Regions from separate parts of the Homo sapiens genome. Here region 1 is linked to region 2. Evidence: read pairs that join two places in POLR2A ChIA-PET (ENCODE). Cell type or tissue: Caco-2. All regions are shown on one strand. Each heading gives the region's core, and the rest is flanking DNA. Links, peaks and the distances in the headings are about the cores only. Region 1 overlaps GABBR2 (gamma-aminobutyric acid type B receptor subunit 2). Region 2 overlaps GABBR2 (gamma-aminobutyric acid type B receptor subunit 2).

Region 1 (12,366 bases), core at 2,128-10,127, 120 kb before region 2:
TACCCCTAAGCCACCCCCTCAAAGAGAGGTGCCCTTCCTTTGTGCTGCCAGCCCTCTGTACCCACTCTCTCCTAGCAACTCACATTACCTTATAATAGTCTTACACAAAAAAATTCTGTCATCTCTGTTAGACTGGGAGCTTCTAGAAGACAACGATTTTGTCTTTTTCATTGTAACACTGCAGGGTCTAGCATGCTGTGTCCCAGAGCAGGCACTCAACAAACATTGTATGTGGCCAGTTGTCCCCTCATTTTATCAATGAGGAAACTGGGGCCCAGAGAAGGGAAGGAACACAATTATGAATACACATGGAGTTGGGGACAGAACTGGGACTAGAACCCCGAACTACTCACTGTAAGCCCCAAGCCCTTTCTGGTTTAATTGTAAAGAAATAGTGTTAGCCAACATCATTTGGCCCATGGGATGCAGGTCCCGAGGGCCCAGCAGCCTCCAGGGCATCTTGATCTCCCAACCTGTGATCACCTTCAGGCCTCTGTGACAAGTAGCTCCTCCACCTTGGGCCACTCTGCATGTCTCTCAGTCCTCTTACCCTGGGGAGCTAACTGAGCAAATGCTCTTGGCCAGTGTCCATTCTCTCTCCTTCGTAGCTCTTCCTGAGAGATCCTGCTCCTTGGCCCACCAACACTGGGGAACCCAGTCCATTCAACTCAACTCAACTCAGTGCAACGTAACCAATAGTCCTGCATCCTGCTGCTTCCCAGCCCTTGAAGAGGAAAGAGCACTTTCCTGCCCTCGGAAGCTTCATCCAGCAGGAGGCAATTACCATATTCAGCTCAGGGTGTGGAGGAAGGAGCCGGGAGCATTGCCGTTGCCAAAGAGGACATGAACAGGGGAGGCCACTTTAATTGGGACCTAACATAGGAGGCTTGTGCTTGGAGGACCAAGTCCCAAAACCACATGGTAGATGGAGAGGAGGAGTCCAGTCTGAAAAACAGAAGCCACTCTAGGCATTTCAAACAGAGGGGATTTAATACAAGGAATTGTTTAATAGGTGATGGGAGGAGGAAGGAGTACAGAAGGAGCACTGAAGCAGTCAACGGATACCAGCTGCAGAAAGAAACAGCTACTGCCCCTAGGGCTAGGAAAATGAAAGGACAGAGATGAGCTTTTCAGAACCCAGGAGCTCAGAGGAGAAGCCCTGCACAGCTAGTATTCTGATGTCTGAAGAGGGGCATGTCTGCCCGATGTCTGATGGCCCCTCAAAGGGACATAGCAGGGCTGGTGCTGAAAGCGCAGAAAGAAGCTAGAGGCAGGACCCTGCCTGACAGGAACAGGAGAGCAGGGAGTCCCCATCATCCCCTTCCACTCTACCTCAGAGCCTCCTGTTGGCGGAAGCTAACAGGACAGAGTCTGGGAGATGTGGCTTGTGGAGCCCTGGCCCTAGCATCACAGAGCAGGATAGAGAGGGCAGGCTTGGGAGCTGAGAAACAGTAGGTAAATATTTGGCACAAGCCCCTTCTCTCCAGCTAGTCCCATGCTGATTTGTGGCCTCCTCGCTTGTTTCTGGGAAGAGATTATCACCCAGTTGTGCAGGTAAAAACAGGGCATTTTGCATTCACAATCTTAATTTGGAAGCCAGAGAGGACTGGCTTGGTTATGGGTGTGCTGGAGCCAGCTCCTGCAGGCTCCAGAGAGAGCTGAGAGCCAGTTGTTAAATTATCAGGAATTTGTGAGCCAGCTGTTAAATCATTGATAGCTTGAAATCTACCATGGTGGGTGTATTTACACCACGGAAATTGGCAAACACTACACATCAGAGCTCTTTTTTCTTCTCCCCAAAAAGCCAGCTGTTAAACATTAACCAACACATCCCTGACTACCTATCTTTCCTCCTCCTCTGCCTACTCCTACTACACCCACACACCATCCCTCTAGCCCAAGGTCACGTGGTACTTACTCCAGTCCCCTGCAGAGAGCTCATTTTCTGATCAATGACTCCTTCTCGCAAACAGGAGGGAGAATGGCATGTTGTTAGAAGCATGAGCTTAAAGTTGACACAACTGAGGTGGGTCCCAGTCCTTTTGCCTACTCGTTATGTGACCCTAGGCAAAGTCCTGACCTCTCAGGCTCTCAGTTTCCAGTTTCCTCATCTGTAAAATGGAGATCATCATACATACCTCATTCCATTGAGGGTGTTGTTGAATATCTATTAATAAAGGAGAACCCCAGGGGAAAAAAATCTTAAATAACGCACACAAATGTTTCAGCAAAGCTAAAAGTAGCTTGCACAATATCATCTCTGCACGTTTTGCCGAGGGAAGCCTGAGCACAGAGATGAAAAGGCGCTTGCCCCAGCTTCCCTTCCCAGAAAATGGCCAAGTTCAGCCTGAATCTGAACTTGTTCATTGCTCTCTTTGTTATTCGACTTTGAGAGGGAAACGGGCTTACGTTTGCACAGACAAAACAGTAAATAAATTAATCTGTAAAATTATTAGTAAAATAGTAAAAAAATTAATCTATTTCAAGAGGGAGTATTAGTTTATTGCTGATGATATTGCTATTTTTGCCGGTAAAATGTGCCTCCTTATCACATCTTTTTAAAAAGTTTTTAATAAAGTTTTCTTGTTATTAAAATAATACCCATTTATTATAGAATATAGGTAAAGTATTAAAAAGTAAAAATAAAAAGCGATAATCACACTCCCGGGACCAACCAGTGTTAACGTTTTTACTTTGTGGGGGTAATTTTTACGTAATTGCGAGTATACTGTATATACAATTTTTATCCTTTGTTTTGTTTTTTACTTTTTTAATTCATTATAGTATTAGGAGAAATAACACTAGCTGCTGTAACCGAGTTATCTGAGAATCTTGGTGGACTAACACAGTAAAATTTTATTTATCTCTTATATAAAGTCCAAAGTGGGTCCTTCTGGTTGTTAGCCTTTCCACGTGATCATTCGTGGACCCAAGCTCCTCTGTCTCATGTCCCCACTGTTCCTTAGGCCTCAGGGTTCTCCGATAGATCCTATCAATCTGGTTGACAGGGGGGAAAACGGGGAAGCATGAAGGATCAGGAACTTGTGAGAGGTTTTCATGGTCCAGGCCTGGAGTACCATGTCCCTCCCACCCACATTCCATTGGTAGGACTGTCACATGGCCGCACCCAACCGTCAGGAAGCCTGGAAAACCTAGTCTGGCCATGTGCCTAGGAGGAAAAGGAAATGAATTTGGTCAACAGCTAGCCAGCGACTGGCACAATTGGAATATCACTTGTTCTAACCTTTGATAACTTTTATAATATAATACTTAAGTCTATAGGACTTAGATCAAGTCACCCCCTCATTAAAACCCTTCAGTTGCTCCTCTTGCATTCAAAATGAAGCTCAGCATCCTTGGCATAGCTGGTAAGGTTCTGCGTGGCCTTGCACCTGTCCACCTTGCCGGTCACATTCCTTGCTCAGCTGCTCTTCAATGACCATTTACAGCTTTATCGGCACTGTTTCAGGTCCTTGGATTTCCCAATCTCTTTCCTGCCTCAGGACCTTTGCACTTGCAATTTCCTCCTTCCAGGATATTCTCCCCCTTGCTCTCGGCTCAGCCAGCTCCTTCAGGTTTCAGTGCAAATGCCACCTTCCTGGAAAGGCCCTCCTTGGCCTCCAGTCTAAATTAGGGTCTTCCTGTAGTTTTCTCTTTTGGAGCCCTGCTCTTTTCCTTTATGTCACTGATCACAGTTTGTAATCCTCTATTTATCCGTGTGTTTATTGCTTAATGTCTCTGTCTTCCACCAGACCCTACACTTCATGCAATCTAGGACCATGTTGATTTTGCTCACTGTTTGATCTGGTGCCTGTCTGGCACATCATAGGTGCCCAACAGGACTTGCTGATTGAATGCACGTATCCTAATATTTCATCATGTGTCTGTATTAAAATTTACTTCACTTTTCCCGTACTTCTTAGACACTCATTTACACCTGATATTTTGTTGTTCTAAATAAGCCTGACTCTCTTATTATAATAAGTGGAAGGAAAGAGAGGGAGTTGCTCCACCCTTCCTGGGCCATCCACCCAGCCATCTTCTCTAGGTCCCCGCTTCCCTCCACCGCACACAGCCCCACCTTAGGCCACCACATGCTTTGTGGAGGGTCACTACTTGCACCCTCTGAGCCGTCTGGTTATGGTCCCTCAGAAAGATGCCCCTGCATCCTTATTGTCCACCCGCCGAAGGCTGGCAGTGGGACAGACCCCACCTCCCATTCTGCTCCTTCTTTCAGTTCCCTGCAAACCTACTGCTCTAGGCTCTATGAGTGCATCAAACATTCCTGAAGGCTTGTGTCTAACAAAAGAATTTTTGGTGTAAGAAAATATTTTAAATTGTGTACAAAATGTGGCCTCTTCTATAGCTCAAGGGGACATAAAGAAAAAAAAAAGAATATTTTTTAAACTTTACAGAACATGTGGGTGGATATACTCAATTATTTTTCTCTCTCTCTCTTTTATATCCTGCCATCCCTGTGGAAACAGAGGGCACCTTCTCCTTCAAGCCTGTGTCATGCAGATCTCCACCCTTTATGCAACCCCTGACAAGCAATTTAACCCCAGTGTTTTCTCAAAGTCTGCATTGTTTCTTTGAGACCAGTGCTGTCCTGGGAGGAGGGCTGGCAGCAGAACAGTCCACGATGGGCTTGGATCCCTCACACAGACATTGATCTGCTGGCCCCTGCAACAGAACTTACCAGGGTCCCCCATGGTCTTTGTAGGGGCCTTAGGAGAGCTTTCCCCTTGGCTGTCTGAAGGTTCACTGGAAAATCAACTTCCAATTGGGGAAAAGGCATTCACATGTATTTAATATATATACATGGGAGCCTTCAGAATGAAGACCCAGAGATACAGGGGAAATTGTCTATTTTTATGCTTAGATTCAATAAAGTCTAGACAGCCGCGTAGGAATGTGATTGGACTAAAAGGCTCTGATCCAATGCTGATAGACTGAGTGGGGAACCCAGCAAGGCCTGTCTGTCTAGGTTCTTCTTGACCTCTCTGAGCACTCATTCCTTCCTTCTGGAAGCGCAGGGCTCTCTCCGGAATGGGGGTCGCATGACCTACAGTCAAATAAGCTAAGTTACATGATTTCTTCATAGCCAGTTTTTACACAGAAACTTGGAGGGAACACTGGCGTAATATTTTACATTTTATGGCTAGTTTCTCTGACCCGCTTTGGGGAAGAGGGATTGGAGTTTCTGTGATTGGCCCCAGAGGAGCAAGGGACTGAGGGACAGGAGGCCAGGAGAAGGTCAGAGAAAAACTTTGGCTTCTGAGGAGACTTCTGAGGCCTTCCTTTTGGAGTATTGTTTTCAGAGCCCTAACACCCTTCAACCTCCATTAACTTAAGACATTTTCCTGCCAGTGTGATGTGTCAGGACAGATCTTATTTCTCACAGCACAAGTCAAATCCTCAGTGAGGATGCATGCTCACACCTCCCAAAGGCACACTCGACAACCCGGAGATAAGAGTGCAGTCTAGAGTCATATTTAGGAAGAAAATCCTTCCCTAAGTACACTGTGATCTGCAGAGACTGTCCCTCAGTAGGCCCAGGGCTCCAGAATATTAGGCTGAGCCCAGCGAGTCTTCACTCAGAGTAGCTTCACGCCCCTGCCCAGGCGTTGCCTGTAACACTGGCTGAAGCATGAAAGCTCCCCTTCTTGCCTCCCTGACCCTACACCAGATCTTGTTCTCAGGGAGAGTATCTCTGCCTTCCACTGTGAAATTTAAGAAGGAAAAAAGAGAGGCCCCAACAAAGGGCTTAACCTATAAGACTCATAAACTTGTTGGAGTGAATTTTACTCATGCTTAGTAGTTAAGTATTAAAGATGAACAATGAAAACAGAGAATTAGTTTTTCTAAGAGGAGGCTGTTAAATCCTACTGGCTTCTAGAATCCTTAGTGTCCATTTTACTCCCCACTAACTTTTCTGAGGATTCTGAACTGACATCAGATGGGATTTTGCAGCCGGGTGCAGTGGTTCACAACTATAATCCCAGCACTTTTCAGGGGAGCCGAGGTGGGATGATCATTTGAGGCCGGGAGTTTGAGACCTGCTTGGGCAACATACTGAGACCCCTATCTCAACAACAAATAAATTGTTTTAAAAATTAGCTGGTTGTGGTGACAAGCACCTATGGTCCCAGCTACTTGGGAGGCTGAGGTGGAAGGATCACTCGAGCCCAGGAGCTCGAGGTTTCAGTGAGCTATGATGGTACCACTACTCTCTAGCCTGGGCAGCAGAGCAATACCCTGTCTCAAAACAAAACAAAAAAAAAATGGGATTTTACTAACTCAAGGCATTACAATAACAGTTACCCTTTACAATAAGTTACCCCTTGCTGTGCCCCATCCCTGGCTATTCTCATTTCATAATTATCTTCTTTAATTCTCAGAAACAACCCTGAGAAATTTGTATTGTTCTTACTATTTTTCAAGTAGAAGAACTGATGCTCAGAAACGCTCAATGAGCATCCAAGCTCACATGGATGGCAATATTTACTCTTGTTGGCAAACGCCAAAACTTAGGGTTTTATCCGTAAGTTACCCTATACATTCTGAAGATTTCGCTGAAGGAGAAAATGCAGCTTTATGGCTCCCAATTAAACCTGAACTATTAGTTTGGATTGATTTTTATGAAACAGACTGCTTTCTTTGACGTTAGCAACATCTCTTTCAGGGGGAAAAAAAATCCTTATAAGTTATCCACTTGGAACTTTCCCTTCTGTGATTTTATTTGTATTCCAAATCTGCTCTGTGGTCATTCTTATAAACTCCTTGGAAGTTAGAATCCATTATCAATCACCATCCAGTGGAGAAAACACAAACCACTTCAGTCATTTCAGAGGGAGATTTCATACAGGAACTGGTTCCAACTTTGTTGGAAGGGATGGTGGAGGAAAACAGGTAGAGACTGTTGTGGCAGATACAGTTCTTCAGAAAATTGCCATGCCCCTTGGGCAGGAAGAATGAAAGGGAAAGTGATGTTGCCATTGCCCCTGAAATGCCTGAAGTGGTTTTTGTTTTCTTGACTGGATGTTGATTGATACCAGATCTTACTTCCAGGGAATTTATAAAAATGACCACAGAGCAGATTTGGAATACAAATGAAATAATGGAGGGAAAGCCCAGGTAGACAGGCCTCCGAGGCTCCTGCTGCTGCTGTTTCTGCTACTTTTGGGGCCCTATCTCTGGCCACTGAGCATGCAGCCAGGGGCCCCCACACTCCAACGGTTCAGGAATCAGAAGCTGCTGGGCCCCACAGACACCTGCAGTTACTCGTAGCTCCCCTTGCTGCAACCAGAGCAGAGGAAGAAAAAAAAAAAAAAAAAAAGCTTTTCCCTCATGCATGCTTATGCGTTCTTTCTAATCTCCCATGACCGCTTCCCTAAATGGAAACCAGCTGGCAGGCGATTCTGGGAAATGTAGTTTCAGGGCTTCCAGTCCCTGCCACAAGGAGGAGAGTGTAGAAGAGTGAGTGTGAACTGTGAGCCACCAGACAGTTATCAGCCCCCACCCCGGCCAGAGTTACCAAACTCCCTTGCCTTAGAATTTAACTCATCACCTGGATTGGTCTCAAATGAATGTGATGATTCTGTTACAGCCCTGGAATTGCACAAGACGAAAGCTTAAGGAGAGTCATGATATTTATCTCTACATAAAGACTACATGTGCTGGGAGAAGTGCAACCTTTGTGGGAGGGAAACCAAAAAAAAAAATTCCAGCTCAAGCTGGGGTGTTAGGAATTGAAGCTGGCCTGGCTCCCCTGGCTGAACTGCAGGCCACGGTGGCTCTGAAAGCATCTAGTGGCAGCATTGCCCCATCTGTTCCCACCATGCCCTGTTGCTCAGCTCCTTCAGGTGGCAAGAAAGAGCCAGCCCCAGCGACCTTTGATGACAGGGTGTCTGAGACAGGGTTACCCAGAAAACAGGCTCTGAGACAAAGATTTGCATACAGGAAGTTTATCAGGATATGTTTTCAGGAACAGAAGCTGGAAGGGAGGAAGCCAAGTAGCGCTGGGCAGCGGGAGAAGTCAAAATGTGATGCAGTGGCAATCATGAGCTCAGCCAATCCCAGGGGACCTCGGGATTCCATGGTCCTTCACGGGTGTCCTGAATTGAGGCAGCAGGGCTAGATCCATGACCCTTCACACTGACTGCTAGCTGCAGGTTGCCCCCAGGGAGGGGGCATAACCTGAACTAACATAGCTCTGATTGGGTGCAAGGCATCTCAACAGGAGCCAGATGCTAGCCGCTGGGGAGGAGGGCCTCCATCCTGGGTGGGGTGTCTGGGCGCACCCCTGGCATCCACCACACAGGATAAGAGGAGTCAAACGGAAGACAGGCACTGCCCTGGGCTCGGTGCTTAGCTACATTTGCCATGCAGTCTGAGCTGTGGAGGGACAGAGTCTGGCCACCAGCCTCACTGAAACCACCATCTTCTCACACCTGGATTACTGAGCCAGAGCTTCCAGAGTCTCTGCTTCCACGTTTGCCACACTACCATCCATTCTGTACCCCACAGACAGTGCAATCTTCTCCAACCTGAAATCACATCACAGGCTGCTCCGCTTCACCTCCCCACCCTCATCGCTGTTCATTAGAGTCATGTCCAGACCCTTTGTCATGGTCTCTGGGGGCAATGTGACCTGGCCCCTGTCCACCTATGCATCTGCCACCGCCCAGCCACAACCCTGCCTCCCTCACTGTGTTCCGGCCATGCTGGCCTTTTCTGTTCCTTGAACATTCCAAGCTCTTCCCCACCTGAGGGACTTGGCCCTGGCTTTTGCCTCTGGCTAGAATATTTCCTTCTTTCCAGATAGGTCTCAGCTTTCTTATAACGTCTTGAGCGGAGTCTTCCCTAACTACCCAACTAAAGCAGCTCCCCTAGTAAATTACCTGGGTGTAATGATGTGTGTGCCTGTAATCGCAGGCTGAGGCAGGAGGGTCGCCTGAACCCAGAAGGTGGAGGCTGCAGTAAGCCAAGATCGCACAACTGCACTCCAGGCTGGATAACAGAGCGAGACCCTGTCTCAAAAAAATAAAAAATAAAAAAAGACTTCCTTTTCCCATCACCCTTTTGATCTTCTCATAGCATTCATCACTAACTGAAATTTCTTAAGCATTGGAGGACTTGTTTCTGCTATCCCTCCTAATCAAATAAAAAGCTCTCCAAGAGCAGGCATCAGTCCCTAGAAGGGTATCGAGCACGCAGTAGGTAAATATTTTTGGAATGTTGTAAATTGACCACCTTTTAATAAGGGGGACACCTATTGGGCAGAACTTCTTGAGAACCACCTTACTGGCCTGTGGCCTCCCTCATACCTGGTCTTGTCAAGGCTGTCTTGGCTGGCACAGTGGTCCCCTATCCAGTCGGCAATACTTAGGGTAGCAGGGATGGCTTCACCAGTCAAACCCAACAGATGCCATGGTGACCCTGATGCAGACCCTCAACATAGTCAGTTACACATCCGTGTCTCCATCAGCACTTCGTCACCCCAGTCACAGAAGCCCTCTACTTTCTCTCATCGGTAGGCAGAATGCACAGTGTCTCGTGTTGTTTGGGAAGTCAGTCATTTGGGGGCTGATGATTCTGGGAGGTGAAGACATCGTGGCTGGGGGCCCAGTGGTTTCCACTTTGTCAGCTGAAATCACCTGAGAGTTGAAACTCGCTTCCCAAGGGCTGGAAAGCTCTCTGGTGCTTAACATCTTTTGATTTCAGCTCCCCACTATTAAACATGTTTAAATAAAAATTACTACTGCCATTTGCTGAGCACCTGTCCTGTACCAGGACCTGTGCTTGGTCCATAATTCAGAGATGTTCTGGAACTTGCCTGAGAGAGGACTGAACCCAGTTTGTGAGACACGCTGGCCTACTTCCACTGTACCACCTGAGAAATTAAGGAGAAATCAAAGAGATGGGAGGAGTTCCTGTTAGTACAAAATAGTTATATTTAGTAAAATAAAATATGACAGATCTTGCTTCAAAGGTGGACTAGTTTTGTTCACAAAGTAAAGGAAGGCTCTTCTCACCCCCACTCCTGTATCATTCCATGGAAGCTTTGAATACCATTCCACACACTTTGTAATTTCACTAATAAAGAGTCTGCAGAATTTGTGCGCATTTTAAATCTAGACACCTGTGGAATTCTTCAAAGCTTGGCAGAAGATTGGTAAATTAGATCCCCATCCTGTCAGACAAAAAAAAAATTTCTCCTTGTGGACAGCCTTTCCCACTCAGGCAAAGTGGTCCATTTACATAGAAATGATCCTTTTAGAAGGTGTTTTGTGATTTTCAATTGTCCCTCGAAATAAAAATCACAGCTCCTGTCTCACCTTGGTTGAAGTGTTTTCACACTCCAGGGAGTTGCTTACCGTCACCTGAATATAGAATTCGGTGGGCATTAGTTTCAAACTGATACTACTCACAGCTGTCTTCAGGGTTTCAAAAAGGTGTCCAGGTGGCCTTGGAAGGTGTTTCTCGTTCTGGGATCAGGCTGAGCGATCCCCCTTTATTCTGGAAGCTGCAGGGCTTCAGTCTTTAGGTTTCTGCCTAAGGAAAAATGCTTCCTGGGGTTTTCTCCCAAGACTTCAGTGGAACCCAGAGTATTGTCTGTGCTGTTGCCTGATGACACAAAAGCATAACAGTGAGAGAAAAGCAGGATACCTTTAAAACCATTTCTTTTCCTAATTTCACAATAATGAAAAGACAGGAAGAAACTTATTTCTCGATCAAGAGCAACATGCCACAGTGAAGTAGCATGGACATTAAAATTAAACCTGCATTTGAATCCCAGCAGCCTCACTTACAGTGACCTTGTGTGAAGTCCATAACCTCTCTCAGTTTCAGTTTCTTGATCTGCAAAATGGGGGTCATCCCCTTATCACTTACGTTTGGCATGAAGATTCAGTGATATAGTGTGTGTCAATTTCCTCGTATGGCTGCAGAATTTTAGGTGGGCCATAAATCGGAAAGAAGAGATGACATTCCATCTCTAAATTCCTGATATATTTAGCCAAGCATTTGGAAGCCAGCAGGGCAGATGCAGGAGATAACGCTATGTTTAGCCCCCAAGGTCCCTAATGAGGGGCACTCAGCTGCCTGTGACACTAGTCAGGTCTCGCTGGCTCAAGAAGCTTAGTTTTTTGCTGCACCATAGCTTGGTTATAATTGGGACTGACGTCACCATTCAGGAAAAACTTAGAAAAACATTCTCTATTCCTAATAAGAAATACCAACAGACCTCTAGCACCCTTCTGGTCCTGAAGCCAAGCAGACTCAGCAATACCCCGTATCTTTATGGGTGGGGCACAGGGAGAGGAGTCAGGGCCGGGCCCAAAGGGCCTCACCTTTGCCGTCATCTTTCCAGCACCCCAGAAGACGTCGTCCCCATTATAGCACGGACACGTGGGTGTTTAATTAATAGTCATGGTGATCATGATGATGCTTATCTTGGCTTCAATTCACATGTGTTAGTTCCATTATTGATTTTGTTCTCCTCAAATTAACCAGATAAAGTCACAACCAATTTAAAAACAATTAGTTTGATTTTCATCTGTGGTCCAGCGGGAATCTGTTTTTCCTCCAGTATTAATAATCGCATTGTACAGTTAATGAATTGCTGTGAGATCAGTGGCGTTTGGGCTAATGTGGCATTTCTCTTTTATTCTTGTTTGATTTGTTTTGTTTTGTTTTTAGGGTCAAGTTGTATTCCGGAATGGGGAGAGAATGGGGACCATTAAATTTACTCAATTTCAAGGTAGGCATTTTGATGCTTATTCTTTCTAGCTGATAAAATTTAGATTCAGGAATGTTGTTTTATGCAATATAATACATCAAAAGGAATGCAAGTGTGATGTTCCAGATAAAAGAAAGCAGAGCCAATTGAAAACACTTTTCTGAAAACATTAGTTTCAACCTATTTGGAATATTTTTTTCTCAGCCGCATCATGATCAGCCCTCCATCTCCATGGGTTCCACGTCTGTTGATTCAGCCAGCTGAAGACTGAAACTATTCAGGAAAAAAATGGATGATTCCGTCTGTACCAAATACATACAGACTTTTTTTTCTTGTCGTTATTCCCTAAACAATAGAGTATAACAACTATTTACATTTTATTAGGCATTGTAAGAAATCTAGAGATGATTTAAAGTATATGGGAGGATGTGTGTAGTGTATAGGCAAATACTACCCCATTTTATATCAGGGACTTGGTCGTTGGGGGATTTTGGAATCCTCAAGGGATCCTGGAACCAATCCTCCATGGATCCCTAGGGATAACTGTGCTTCCCTGGCCTATTCTGCCTTCCCGCATGACTCTAAAAGGTTTATGAGATTATGAGTGGTGGGGATTAAGTTAG
Region 2 (12,336 bases), core at 147-8,146:
ACTAATATTCAAAAAGGGGAGGTGACTTGCCAAAGGTCACTCAATTGCTACATGCAGGAAGTAGGACTTGAACTCACATCTTTCCAACATCAAATCCCATGTTGTCTACCACAAGACGCTGCCTTTGTTATGTGTAAAATTTAACCTTGCTAAATGCATTTACTTAACAGTTTACTGAGACCTCCTGTATGTCAGGCATAGGTGCTAGGGTTACAGCGGTGAAGAAAACGGACTAAAATTCCTATCTTCATAGAGCTTCCATTCTATCTAGGAGGCTGATAGCTTAATTAAAAAGCAAGAAGTGGCATGTCAAACAATAGGAGCTTTGGAGGAAAAGCACAGAAGGGGGTCAGGGAGTGTCATTTTAAATAGGGTGGTCAGAGAAGACTCAATGAGATGGTGACATCAAAGCAAAGACCTGAACATCTCTGTTAGCTTTGTTCCCACAGGCAATTTTAGGCCTTCCCATCTTATAGCACATTGGAAGCAGAAGCTGGAAATACAAACTTTGAAACTTGGCCTCTGGAAGTGACAAGCAATGAGGAACCAGCAAAAGCAGCCAAATCACCAATTGCAGCATCATTTGGGGCTCTTTAGTATTAGAGCTAAGGGCCTGTCAACCCAACTAGCTCCAAGGCCTGGCCAGCTTACAGTCCAGGACAGTGAGTGAGAGTTACATGGAATTTGTCAGCAGTTTGCCTAGCAGTTGCCTCCAGTAGAGTGTAAGCACCTTGAGAGTAAGTTATGAGTCCTTCATGTGTCCCCTGCACCGAACACAGGTTCTGCCAGTGAATAGGTTCTTGACAAGCATTTGTTGAATGAATGAAAGGTGAACAGGATCCTAACAGACAGAAGAATGCTCTGACAACCACAGGACCCACCTTGCCTAGGCAGATAGCCCTGCCCTGGGTGCTTGGACAGGACACCCTTTTCCCAGGTCACAGTTTATTCTTCCCTTTTTGTCCTGGACTTCTTGCCAGCATGATCTTGCCTTAAGACACAGACTTCAGCTGACATTATACAGGTCCAACTTTAACTTCAGAATGAGATCTCCAACACTGTAGTTCCATGCACACCTGTGAGGTGTCTCTTGGGAGGAATCTTTCTGGAAAGTGTGGGCAGCACTTCGTCTGTACCCATCTATCTCAGAACCCACCAGTGACCTAAATGAACCCCAAGGGCACACCCAGTTGGGATAAGGCTGCCCCCATGAGTTGATTCGCCTCCACCACAAAACAATGTGGTTGAACAGAAGCAGCAAGAATTCCAGCTTCCCCAGTTCTGGTTTTGTTTCCATGGGGAAGTTACCTGAACTCTGTACTCTTCCCTCTTCTTTATAATGGGAATAGCAGTATTTCTTTTGCCTATTGGGTGTCTGTTAAGCTCTGGGGTTTTTGTTTTTCGCTTTTTTGCACGTGAGTGGCCAGGCACTGGGAACACAAGAAGGCATAAGAACTCAGTCCCTTCTCTCAAGGAATGCGGTGTGAAAGTTGCACCCATGGAGAACTGTGCAAGAATGCAGCTGAGCCGAGCAGAGGAGCAGTCACCTGGGCACATTTGCCGCAAGCAGCCTTTTCAACAAAGTGACATGACAGTCATTAAGACCAGAAGGGTGTGGCAATGAGAAGGGAGTCAGAGGGCAGCTCCCTTTTCCCTTGCTGCTCCTCCATCACGTGCTAACCCACACCCAGCTCCATCTTGCCTCCAGCTTTTTCTGGCTTCATTTCTGAGTATTTACCTAGGGTTCTGCTTAGCAGAGGAAGGGTTCTCCTAGCAGAGAGTGAGCACAAACAAGGTGATATTTAAACTGGATCTTGAAGGAGACACAGTTCATCATGTCAGGAAGCAGAGAAAGAGTCTTCCAGACAGGGAAACAGCAGAAGAGCACCCAGGAGCAGGGTTTCCAGGGAAACTGGCTGCCAGAGGGCAGGGCTTACAGGTGGAAAGGATGGAAGATTCACCTGGAAAATTCTGATCCAAAGATGGAACTTAGGGGGCCCCAAATATCACATCAGTGTCCCTTTTTTTCCCTTCCTTGGCTTCCTAGTGTTGGAAAGATAACACTAGTTACCAAAGAAGCTGGAAGAGCCTGTGGGAATTGGCCCAGCAAGAAGAGATGCGGTCCTGGGCAAAGCAGAGGCAGACGGGAGAGAGGAAGGATGGAGCAGGCGAGAAGTCTTTCAGGGATGAAACTGAAAGCCCTGTGGAGGTTTGCAAGAGTAGAGAATGCGAACTATCTGGTTTGCAGCAAAGCCCTGATAGAAAGGCAAAGCTTTGTCCTTAGTAATACAGACAGTCCCCAACTTACCATTTTTCAAATTTACAATGGTGTGAAAGTGATACACATTCAGTACAGTATTCAGTAAATTGCATGAGATATTTAACACTTTTTTATAAAATAGGCCTTGTGTTAGATGATATGGCCCAACTGTAAGTGTTCTGAGCACATTTAAGGTAGGCGAGGCTCAGCTAGGATATTTGGTAGGTTAGGTGGATTAAATGCATTTTTCAACTTACGATATTTTCAACTTACAATGGGTTTATGGGAATGTAACCCCATCGTAAGTCAAGGAGCATCTTTTCTGCTAGGGTATTTATAATAACCACCAAATCCTGGCCCAAAGCTCGAGAAAATTCATCTCCCTTGTTTATTCAAGTCTCCCTGGTCATTCCCAGGGCAGTAGCTGGTACATATGGGCCCTCATTAAATACCTGCTGGATTGCTGAATGGTTAGATGATTGGATGGACAGATCTTGGATTCAGAGAAAAATATGCTCCTGTCATCAGCTTTTTTAGCCAAAGCAAGTCCAAGGAACTTTCTGGTAAGCGCCCAGCTACCCTTCACTAACACTCCTCCCTCTCCTTCTCTTCAGCATCCAGCGTCGGCTGTCCCTCCAGCTCCCCATCCTCCACCACGCCTACCTCCCATCCATCGGAGGCGTGGACGCCAGCTGTGTCAGCCCCTGCGTCAGCCCCACCGCCAGCCCCCGCCACAGACATGTGCCACCCTCCTTCCGAGTCATGGTCTCGGGCCTGTAAGGGTGGGAGGCCTGGGCCCGGGGCCTCCCCCGTGACAGAACCACACTGGGCAGAGGGGTCTGCTGCAGAAACACTGTCGGCTCTGGCTGCGGAGAAGCTGGGCACCATGGCTGGCCTCTCAGGACCACTCGGATGGCACTCAGGTGGACAGGACGGGGCAGGGGGAGACTTGGCACCTGACCTCGAGCCTTATTTGTGAAGTCCTTATTTCTTCACAAAGAAGAGGAACGGAAATGGGACGTCTTCCTTAACATCTGCAAACAAGGAGGCGCTGGGATATCAAACTTGCAAAAAAAAAAAAAAAAAAAAAAAAACAAAAAAACTAGACAAGGAGAGAGGCACTAGAACTCCAGCTGGAAGTCACGGAGTGGCTCGAGCAGCCTTGGGAAGAGGCAAGGAGCTTCTGAAGAAACTGCCTCTGCACACACATCACTGGCTGTGACCCCTCAGGCTAGCCCTTCTCCACTCTGGGGGAGGAGGTGGGAAGGGCCACCAGGCCCCCAGCTGCCAGGCCAGCTGACCCCAGCCTTCCTGGAACAGGGAGTCTGCAGGAGCGCAGACAGGCACAGCCCTGGAGCAGGCAGGCCGAGGGCTGCGGCACTGGAGCAGGCTGACTTACATGCTCCACATGGGACCTGTGTCACCCAATGAGATGTTTGTTACTCTGGTAAATGCCACACGTTAACACAATAACACCCATTCCTGGGACCGTGGGGATTTAGGGCACGTCACTGCAGACACGCTCTGCAGCATTCACCGACAGTCTGTCATGCACCCACCACGTTGGCCATGTCCTTGTGTTCCTATCGGATGCTCCCAGTAACCAGGGGGACCACCCGAGCTAATCATGGAATGTCTGTTCCCAGCAAACACGATAAAGAAAGATTGTGCACTTTAACCTCTCTCATCAGGGCCCAAGGGCTGGCTGGGATTTTTTTTTTTTTTTTCCCACTAACTTTGTTTCTGACCAAAGTGAATTGGAGGCACTCTGCTAAAAGACATCCCCGTAGACATAGGGGAGAGAGTTGCTGGCTGAGGGCTTCCCTTGGCTTCCAGAAGGCAGCCTTCCATCCAGACAAGCCAGTGAGCTCTCCCCTTGGGATCACTGGGGTGATCAGTCAGCAGATTGATTCTCATTCATAAGATCATTCCTCCCTTTAAATTGAGCCCCTAAGAGCACTGGCCTGGGAGTCAGACAGACCTGGGTTCAAGTCCTCAGTCCCCTGCCCACTCCCTACGTGACTTTGATCAGGTCACTAGTGTCTCTCTGAGCCTCAGTTTCCCCTCTGTAACTTGGGGTTGAACTAAAACACCTGTCCTGCCTACCTCACAAGGTCACTCTGAGGATTGAAACTTGATCTTGTCCAGGAAAGCTTTGTACCAAACAGTGAAGCCGCCCTGATCCGTGAGGTATGAGTATGACTCTGACCTTCAGCCCTCCCTACAGCCGGGGGTGTGGCCCAGAGAAGCTTCCAGCACAGCCCTCTACCCAGAACATCCGGGCTGGAGGGAGGCTCCCAGTGACTTTTCTGACATTCCTAGACAGGTTCATTCTTTGCTCAAGAAAGGCCTGAATGACAATGTCCAGGATGTCTGCACAACTGAGCAGCTCGCTCACTCCCTAAAGAAACCTATTGGCAGCTTCAACAGGCAGGCAATAATCTCTTCCCAGAACCACTGCAGTCAGGAATAAACTGTTTTCTCCACCAGGCTTTGACAAAAGGGCCCACAGGAATCTTACCAATGCCAACATTTCAAAGCACCCTATTTCACGTAGCATAGCTTTCTGCTCCCCTTCCCCAAAGAGAGGTTATGGAGGTACTGTAGCTTTTAGGGAAAAAAAAATGTTAACACATCACAGGTCAAGTTGAAGTCATTCTCTGTTTAGGCACTAAAAATCGGTGTTGTCACTCACTGTGTATTACCAGTATTTACTTGCTTTCTTGATTTCACCAAAACCAAATTTAATTTAAAGGACCACATTAATTTTTCAAAGGGAAAGAGACAATTAATTGTACATAATGTATACACACACACAAAAAAAAATACCTGTAGAAATATTATTCCAGCATAGCAGGAAAACAAACAAAAGTATTGGACTGTCGGAGGTGAGCCTGTGCGTCTGTAACCCTTTGTGACTCCTGAGCGTGCGCTGTCTTCTAGGTTAACTCACGAAGTACATTCTCTGTCTTACTGATACTGTAGGTTCACCCATTTTTTTTTAATTTCCTCGCAAATAACAAGACCCACAGAAGTGACTCTAGCTACTTAATGGTTCTGTTCTTTTATATGCAGCAAACACACCGTCCATTTCTGAAGAGGCTTCGGCCTGAAGGCATTTTCCAATGATGTTAGTGCACAAAACGCTTTAAATTAGACTGGAACTGCCAGAATCAAATGTAAATGAGGAATTTCTCGTACCCCTACTGCATGGTATCGATTTTTAATAAATTGTTGCAAATTTGTTTTTATGAATAAAAGGAAAAAACCTGTCGTCTTTAATGCCTACTCATCCCAAAATGCAGGTCAGATCGGGCCATATTCCTCCGCTTAGAAACTCAGGGGACAATTCTGGGGTTGCCTGCTCAGCATTGTCCCTTCCTTCATAAACTGCCCATCCCAGCCTCCTGCTGACAGCGGCAAAGCAGCCCTGTTACCAGGTGACCCCAACTTCTGGCCACAGCTGATTAATTCGAGGGTGGGAATTTGACCTAGGCTGGGCCGGTAAATCACTTCCTCAGGATTCCTCCATGTAGAGAAATTTAGTCTGCGATGAAACAGAAAAAAAAAAAAATGGAGCCAACAGAGAGACAATCAGGACCAACAGCTGAGTTCTGATGGTGTCTGAGTACCTGGTTAGCGGTCCCTTCCTGCGCTCCTCTGAAAGCACAGCCCTGATTTTGGGGTAAGGAAGGGGACCTATTGGAAGGGAATCTTGCTCCCACCATCCTTGCTCCCACCCCCGGACACAGTGATTGGTTCAGGAATATGCTCATTATCCAGGACCAGCCAATCAGAGCACTTCCCAGGGTTTCTGCCAGCTGTTTTCAGGAGGTTTGAAGGCACTCTGGGCCCTCCTCACCTGCTCAGTTGTTCAGGACTTCCTTGGATTCTCTGTTCTTCTGATACATTGCCCTTTTTGCCGAGGTTAGTTCAAGTTGGGTTCCCATCACTTGCAATCCCAAGATTCTTAAATAATATGGAAAACCCACAACCTCTCCAGCCCCAACTCCCCTTCGGGGCCTTGCCAGCCTGTCGAGATTTGGCCCCATGCTCCTTTCTAGCCTCATCATCCCACCCCCCGGAGCCTATGGAGCCACCCCAAAGTCTGTTTTACTTCTCCAGGGTGCTGAGCCTCAGCCGGCAGCTCCGACTAGATCCCCTTCAATGGGATCTTCTCTTCCTAGCTCTGGACTGAGGACATTCCCCCTCTCTACAGCACTGCATACATGCCCACGCTGTCCCCTCCCCATTCCGGACCCTGAGCTCCCTGACGATGGGACTCATGTCTGCTTCCATGACGTTCCACTGGGCAGCAGTTCCTCCCTGTAGCTCAGAATGGGCTTCAACGAGGCTTTTCATAATTGAACATTTTGACAGAGGCTTGTCCACACTGGTTGCTGGGTCTAGAAGGCAGAGTAAAAGCAGAGGTGGCCACAGCAGGCTGGGGAGGCCCGAGGTTCATGTGACTGGGTGCAGTCCTAGAAATGGGTGCACTGGACTCACAGACTCCACTGGAGGGCTAGTCCCAGCCTGGAGTTTTCCGGGACATGGGATCCTCAACGTGGAGGCTCCCAAGGAGCAGGCTCTCTGAATCCTGGCCCAGGAGACCCCTGCTCTGTGCCTGCTGCTCCACACCACTGCTCATACAGCCATCCTACGGGATGTGGGTTGTTCAAGGATGGGAAACAGGCCCAACATGAAGAATACGTACCCAAGGCCACCTAATAAGGCTGTGGCAAAGGCAGGAACAACCAGAATCTTAGCTGGTCTTCCTTCTCTACCTGACCCTGACTCACAGAAATTAGAGCAGAGAAAGGTGGCAGCGGTCATCTCACCCAGCCCCTCCTAGTACAGTTGGGGAAACGGAGGCCCAGCAACTGGAGCCAAGGTCAACCAGAAGGTCACGAGAGGGCCAGCATGGAACCCAGATGTCCTGGTTTTGAGACTTGGCTCTTCTCAGTCCACTTCCCACACCTGTTCTGCCATAGGTAGTACGACCACAGCGGTGAGACGCTGCCCCATAGAGCAATTTCTCAGCTACCACAGACTGAGAAATCTTTACATAGCCTCACTAAATATGGAGTCAGCCAAGACAACATTTGGTCTTTCCTCTTAGCACGTCTGAAAGAGAGAAATGACCCAAGTGTTGAAGATGCTCCTTGTCACATCACTGAAGTGATGCCTTGCTTGGCCATAAGCAGGAAAAGCCCAGACAGCAATGGTGCACTTCATTCCTCTTCATTCTTCTTCAAAAGCATTCTGTCTTCCTTTTGTTATGACTGGGTCATTTCTGAGTTAAAAATAAAAGAGTGTTTCCCAACCTCAAAGACAGGCTTTCTGGAGTTGAAGCCCTCTTAGAAAGCTCTGCCTGGGGGTCTCCTCACCCTGGGGTGTGGAGACAACACTGGGGTCCACTCTGAGGGAAGAAGGGGAGAGGTTTCTGAAAACATTAAGCCTGGGGCACCAGCCGAGGCCTGCCCTTCCAGGCAGTTTCCTGTGCTCAGCAATTTCTTCTCTACAAGGATCAGGATCCACAGGCCTAGAAGCCAGTGCCAGGGAGAGGAGGTGGTACTGGGTAGATTGCAAAAAGCAGACTGGCGGCCATCAGCACCTCTGCCTGTCCAGCAACCACATCTGCCTTCCTGCAGCTCCTCTGAAAGCACTGCCCTACTTTTGGGGGAAAGCAGAAGAGAGAAAATCTGGAGGGCCGCCCTTGCTTCCACTGCTGGACACAGGATTGGCTCAGGGATATGCTCATTAACCAAGCCCAGCCAGTCAAAGCTTTCCCCTGCCGTTTTTAAGAAGTTTGAAATCTTGCCCTCCACGTGGAGAGCAATGAAAAGAGGGAAACTGAGCTCTCATTGCATCATTTAGGCTCAAGGACCAGTGATACCTAAAAATACATCCATCCTTGAGCTTGTAGGTTTTAAACTAATACATACCCTTTTCTGCTTACATAGAGTTGGGTTTCTGTCACTTAGAACCAAAAGAAATCTGTGGGATGCAGAGGGGCTCCACGAGGGGTTCACTGTTGTCTGAAACCCTCCTGGTATTAAGGAGACATGCAGGAGATATTTCCCTGGCCTCACACACGCTGCTGAACAGGGAGGTGGGTAAGGATACCCAAAGGGAAGATGGGGCTAAGAAGCCTCAGGAGGCTAAAGAAGGGTCAAGGAGCCAGGCTGAGGGCCGGAGGGCTGGCACCAAGCTGCGTGCCCAGCACTTGTCACCTGCCTGTCCCCTACCCCCTTAGCTTGTCACCCCTTACTTAGCCTTGAGGAGCAGGGTTTGTAGGTACTGGACAGTAAATGATTAACACACTCTCTGGAAGAGAAAATTGGTCCCTCCTCTGCCTCCACCCCACATCTGAAACCCCTGGCAAATCCCAGGGGCTAACTCCATCATACTTGGTCTGCCCTGTCCGTGGTCCTGAGTGGGTCCTGCCCAGAGATGACAATTCACTGTCTGGTTCCTCCAGGTCCCACCTTCAGGAGCCCCAGACCCTCAATGGGGCATCCACCGAGCCCCTGATCTTTGCCAAGGCCTGTGCTAGGTGCCAGGTGAACAGTGAGTAGGATATAGGTCTCAAGAAGCTCACACACTAATAGGAAGACAGATGCTTAATGAAGAAATGACAATAGCCTGTGATAAGCACCTGCTCCAGAATGGACATGCCTCCTGGGGGCCATAGCCTCCAAACAGGGCTAGTTTTGGGGGTTTGCAACCTATACAGTTTTTAAAGGGCCTCATGTTCGACTTAATGCTCTGCTGTAACTATTTTGAAATTCTAAATAACTTTTGAAAAGGGGGCTTAGAATTTTATTTTATTTTTATTTTTTATTGACTTGTTTATTTTTGAGACAATGTCTCACTCTGTTGTCCAGGCTGGAGTACAGTGGCATGATCACAGCTCACTGCAGCCTTGACCTCCTGGGCTCGAGCAATCCTCCCCACTCAGCCTACGAGTAGCTGGTACTACAGGCATGCAACACCATGCCTGGCTAATTTTTTATTGTTTAGAGAGATGAGATCTCTCTAAAAAATAAAATATTTAAAAAAATTTATGTTGCCCAGGCTGGTCCCGATCACCTGGGCTCAAGCAGTCCTCCCACCTCAGCATCCCAAAGTGCTGGCATTACAGGCACGAACCACTGTACGCGGCCCAGGGCTTAGCACTTTAATTTCATACTGGAGCCCACAAATTATGTAGCCAGTCCTATACCTAGACCTGAAAATGAGTAAAAGCTAGCCAGCAAAAGAGAGAAAGAAGAGGAGGGGAGAGGGAGAGAACTAGCAGCCCAATTCTGTAGAATGCATGCACCTGCAGGGGCTGCTGTGGCTGCACCAAGGACAACTAAGTTGTTGTGTGTTAATCACCTGTCATGGAATCCATGTGACTTCAGACTGCTGCGTGATCAGACAGCACGCATCCTGTCTATGTGTGATGATGTGAGTTACATCTGAAAAATCATCAGGCCTGGGTGCACATTTGTACACCTTCACTTACCTGGCTGCATGGCTTTGAATGATTCCACCTCTCTGAGCTTCTGATCCCTCATCTGTAAAATGGACATGATACCTCGCTCAGAGCTTCTCTGACAGTCAAAGAGGCTCATGTAGGGGAAAGTGCCTTGTGAACACTAAGCTTATATTTGTGCTACTCCCAGACAGGAGGAATGTAAAATGAGCAGCTTTAGTAGGTACAATGGGGCAGCCAACAGCCTAGTCTCCTCACAACAGACTGCATCTAGGAAGAATGTCATTAGGGAAAACATCCTGACATGCTGTGTTAGGGGCAAGGTGAGATTCTAAAGACAAGGCTAAAAGAGAGACAGCAGAACAATTCTGTTAGAAAAAGAACTAGAAGTTTGGGGTTAGAAGGAGAGAAAAATGAAAGGAGTGGGTGATAAATAACAGGACAGTGTGGCTAAAAAGCTTTTAAGAATAGGGATGTCAGCCAGGTGCGGTGGCTCATGCCTGTAACCCCAGCACTTTGGGAGGCTGAGGCGGGTGAATCACCTGAGGTCAGGAGTTCGCAACTAGCCTGGCGAACATGATGAAACCCCGTATCTACTAAAAATACAAAAAATTAGCCAGGCATGGTGGCACACGCCTGTAACCCCAGCTACTCAGGAGGCTGAGGTATGAGAATCACTTGAACCTGGGAGGTGGAGGTTGCAGTGAGTCGAGATTGCACCATTGCACTCCAGCCTGGGCAACAAGAGCAAAATTCCTTTTCAAAAAAAAAAGAATAGGGATGTTGAATATTTGATTTTAAGTCATTTGTGTTGCATGAAGTAAAAGCCTCTGTCTTCCCTTTATTTCACTCCCTCCTGCAAAATGTCCCTAAACCTTTGGTTACATTTACTATACAAGTAAAAGCTTTGTGAGTTTTAGTGGAAATAAAGAAAAACAGCAAATTCTATGTTTAGGTAGAGACCAGAGTAAGGATAAAAGAAGCAGCAGCCACAAGATGCAGAGGGAAAAATATGTTCTCTGGCCAAGCGCGGTGGCTCACACCTGTAATCCCAGCACTTTGGGAGGCCAAGGCGGGTGGATCACTTGAGGTCAGAAGTATGAGACCAGCCTGGCCAACATGGTGAAACCCCATCTCTACAAAAATGCAAAAATTAGCTGGGCATGGTGGCACGCACCTGTAGTCCCAGCAACTCTGGAGGCTGATGCAGGAGGATCACTTGAACCCGGGAGACGGAGGTTGCAGTGAGCCAGGATTGCACCACTGCACTCCAGCCTGGGCAACAGAGTATACATATATATACATATATACGACATATATGACGTATATATGTGTATACTATGTTATATATAATGTATATATGTTAGATATATGTTATATAATGTATATATGTTATATATTATATATGATAAATATGATATGTTTCATATATTTTATATATATATATACTCTTTGCATCAGTGGGAATTTGGAGCAAGAGGTGACCATGAGCCCATAAGCTCTCCCAAAATTCACAGAAGCATTGAAGAAGCACTGGTCTTTTCCAGAGCCAAGTATGGAGGGAATAGAAAGTTAGGATTAATCACATCTAGATCTCACAGGGCATAGTCACCCTTACTTTCCATCTAAGTTACATAAGCAATAGGAAACATGTCATCCCATAGAGCCATAAATCTCAAACATCCTGAATACAACAGTAGAAATACTAGAAAATAAGACCAGCAATAAAATGGTCAACTGGATGGCAAAACAATCTCCACACTCAAAGCTTTAGGAATGACATGACATAGGAGAAGCTGCCAGCCTGGAGGCTCTGGCAGTGTTGAAGTGCTATTAGCTCGGCCATCTTTGTTCTCCAAGGTTGTGGCTGTTCTTGGCTACCCTAGTCCACCACGTCTGTAACTGGAGAAGTCTGGTACTATTGTGAAGTTAGGGTTTTTGTGAGAGAGAAGATACATCTGATTTCTCTCCATCTGAATTCCAATGGAAAAGACCCAAAACAGTGTTTCTCAAACATGAAAAAAAAATAGAGAGGGCCAGGCATGGTGGCTCACACCTGCAATCCCAGCACTCTGGGAGGCCCAGGAGGGAGGATTTCTTGAGGCCAGGAGTTCAAGACCAGCATGGGAACACAGTGAGACTGTCTCTACAAAAAAACATTTTTAATTATCTGGGCTTGGTGGCATGCCTGTAGTCCTAGCTACTTGGGAGGCAGAGGTAGGAAGATTGCTTGAGCCCAGGAGTTCAAGGTTGCAGTAAGTTATGATTGTGCCCCTGTACTGCAGCCTGGGCCACAAAGTGAGACCAGGTCAAAAGAAAGAAGGAAGTAAGGAAAAAAAGAAAGAGAGAAGGAAGAGAGACAGGAAGGAAGGAAAGAGGAAGGAAGGAAGGGAAGGAGAGAGAGAGAAAGAAAGGAAGGAAAGAAAAAAGGAAAGAAAGAAGGAAGGAAGGAAAAGAAAGAGAAGAAAGAAAAGAGACATATGGACACCTTTTTAGTGTTGAGTTAAATTGTTTTTATAAAGAAAGTTACTGCAGTGAGCTCTGATTGCACCACTACACTCCAGCTTGAGCAAAAGAGTGAGACCCTGTTGAAAGA

The links. Peaks named below come from ENCODE experiments on the same cell type or tissue, not always from the same donor. Only the 100,000 strongest peaks of a DNase experiment are listed, where the experiment ranks them.
Region 1: POLR2A ChIA-PET joins it to region 2 with 6 read pairs; 2 of 35 experiments call an interaction of 5 or more read pairs at or near these places.

What each region holds. Positions count from the first base shown.
Region 1 is chr9:98,405,479-98,417,844 of GRCh38, reverse strand. It overlaps GABBR2 (gamma-aminobutyric acid type B receptor subunit 2), which reads left to right. Exons shown (of 19, transcript NM_005458.8): 8 at 11,704-11,764. Among named protein-coding and RNA genes, the nearest start is that of TBC1D2, 160 kb to the right of the region's middle. In Caco-2, for the core only: a CTCF peak has its summit at 7,462; no DNase peak of the experiment used is centred there.
Region 2 is chr9:98,281,288-98,293,623 of GRCh38, reverse strand. It overlaps GABBR2 (gamma-aminobutyric acid type B receptor subunit 2), which reads left to right. Exons shown (of 19, transcript NM_005458.8): 19 at 2,875-5,515. The coding sequence ends at 3,040. Among named protein-coding and RNA genes, the nearest start is that of TBC1D2, 32 kb to the right of the region's middle. In Caco-2, for the core only: no CTCF peak of the experiment used is centred there; DNase peaks (open chromatin) are centred at 4,493 and 6,027.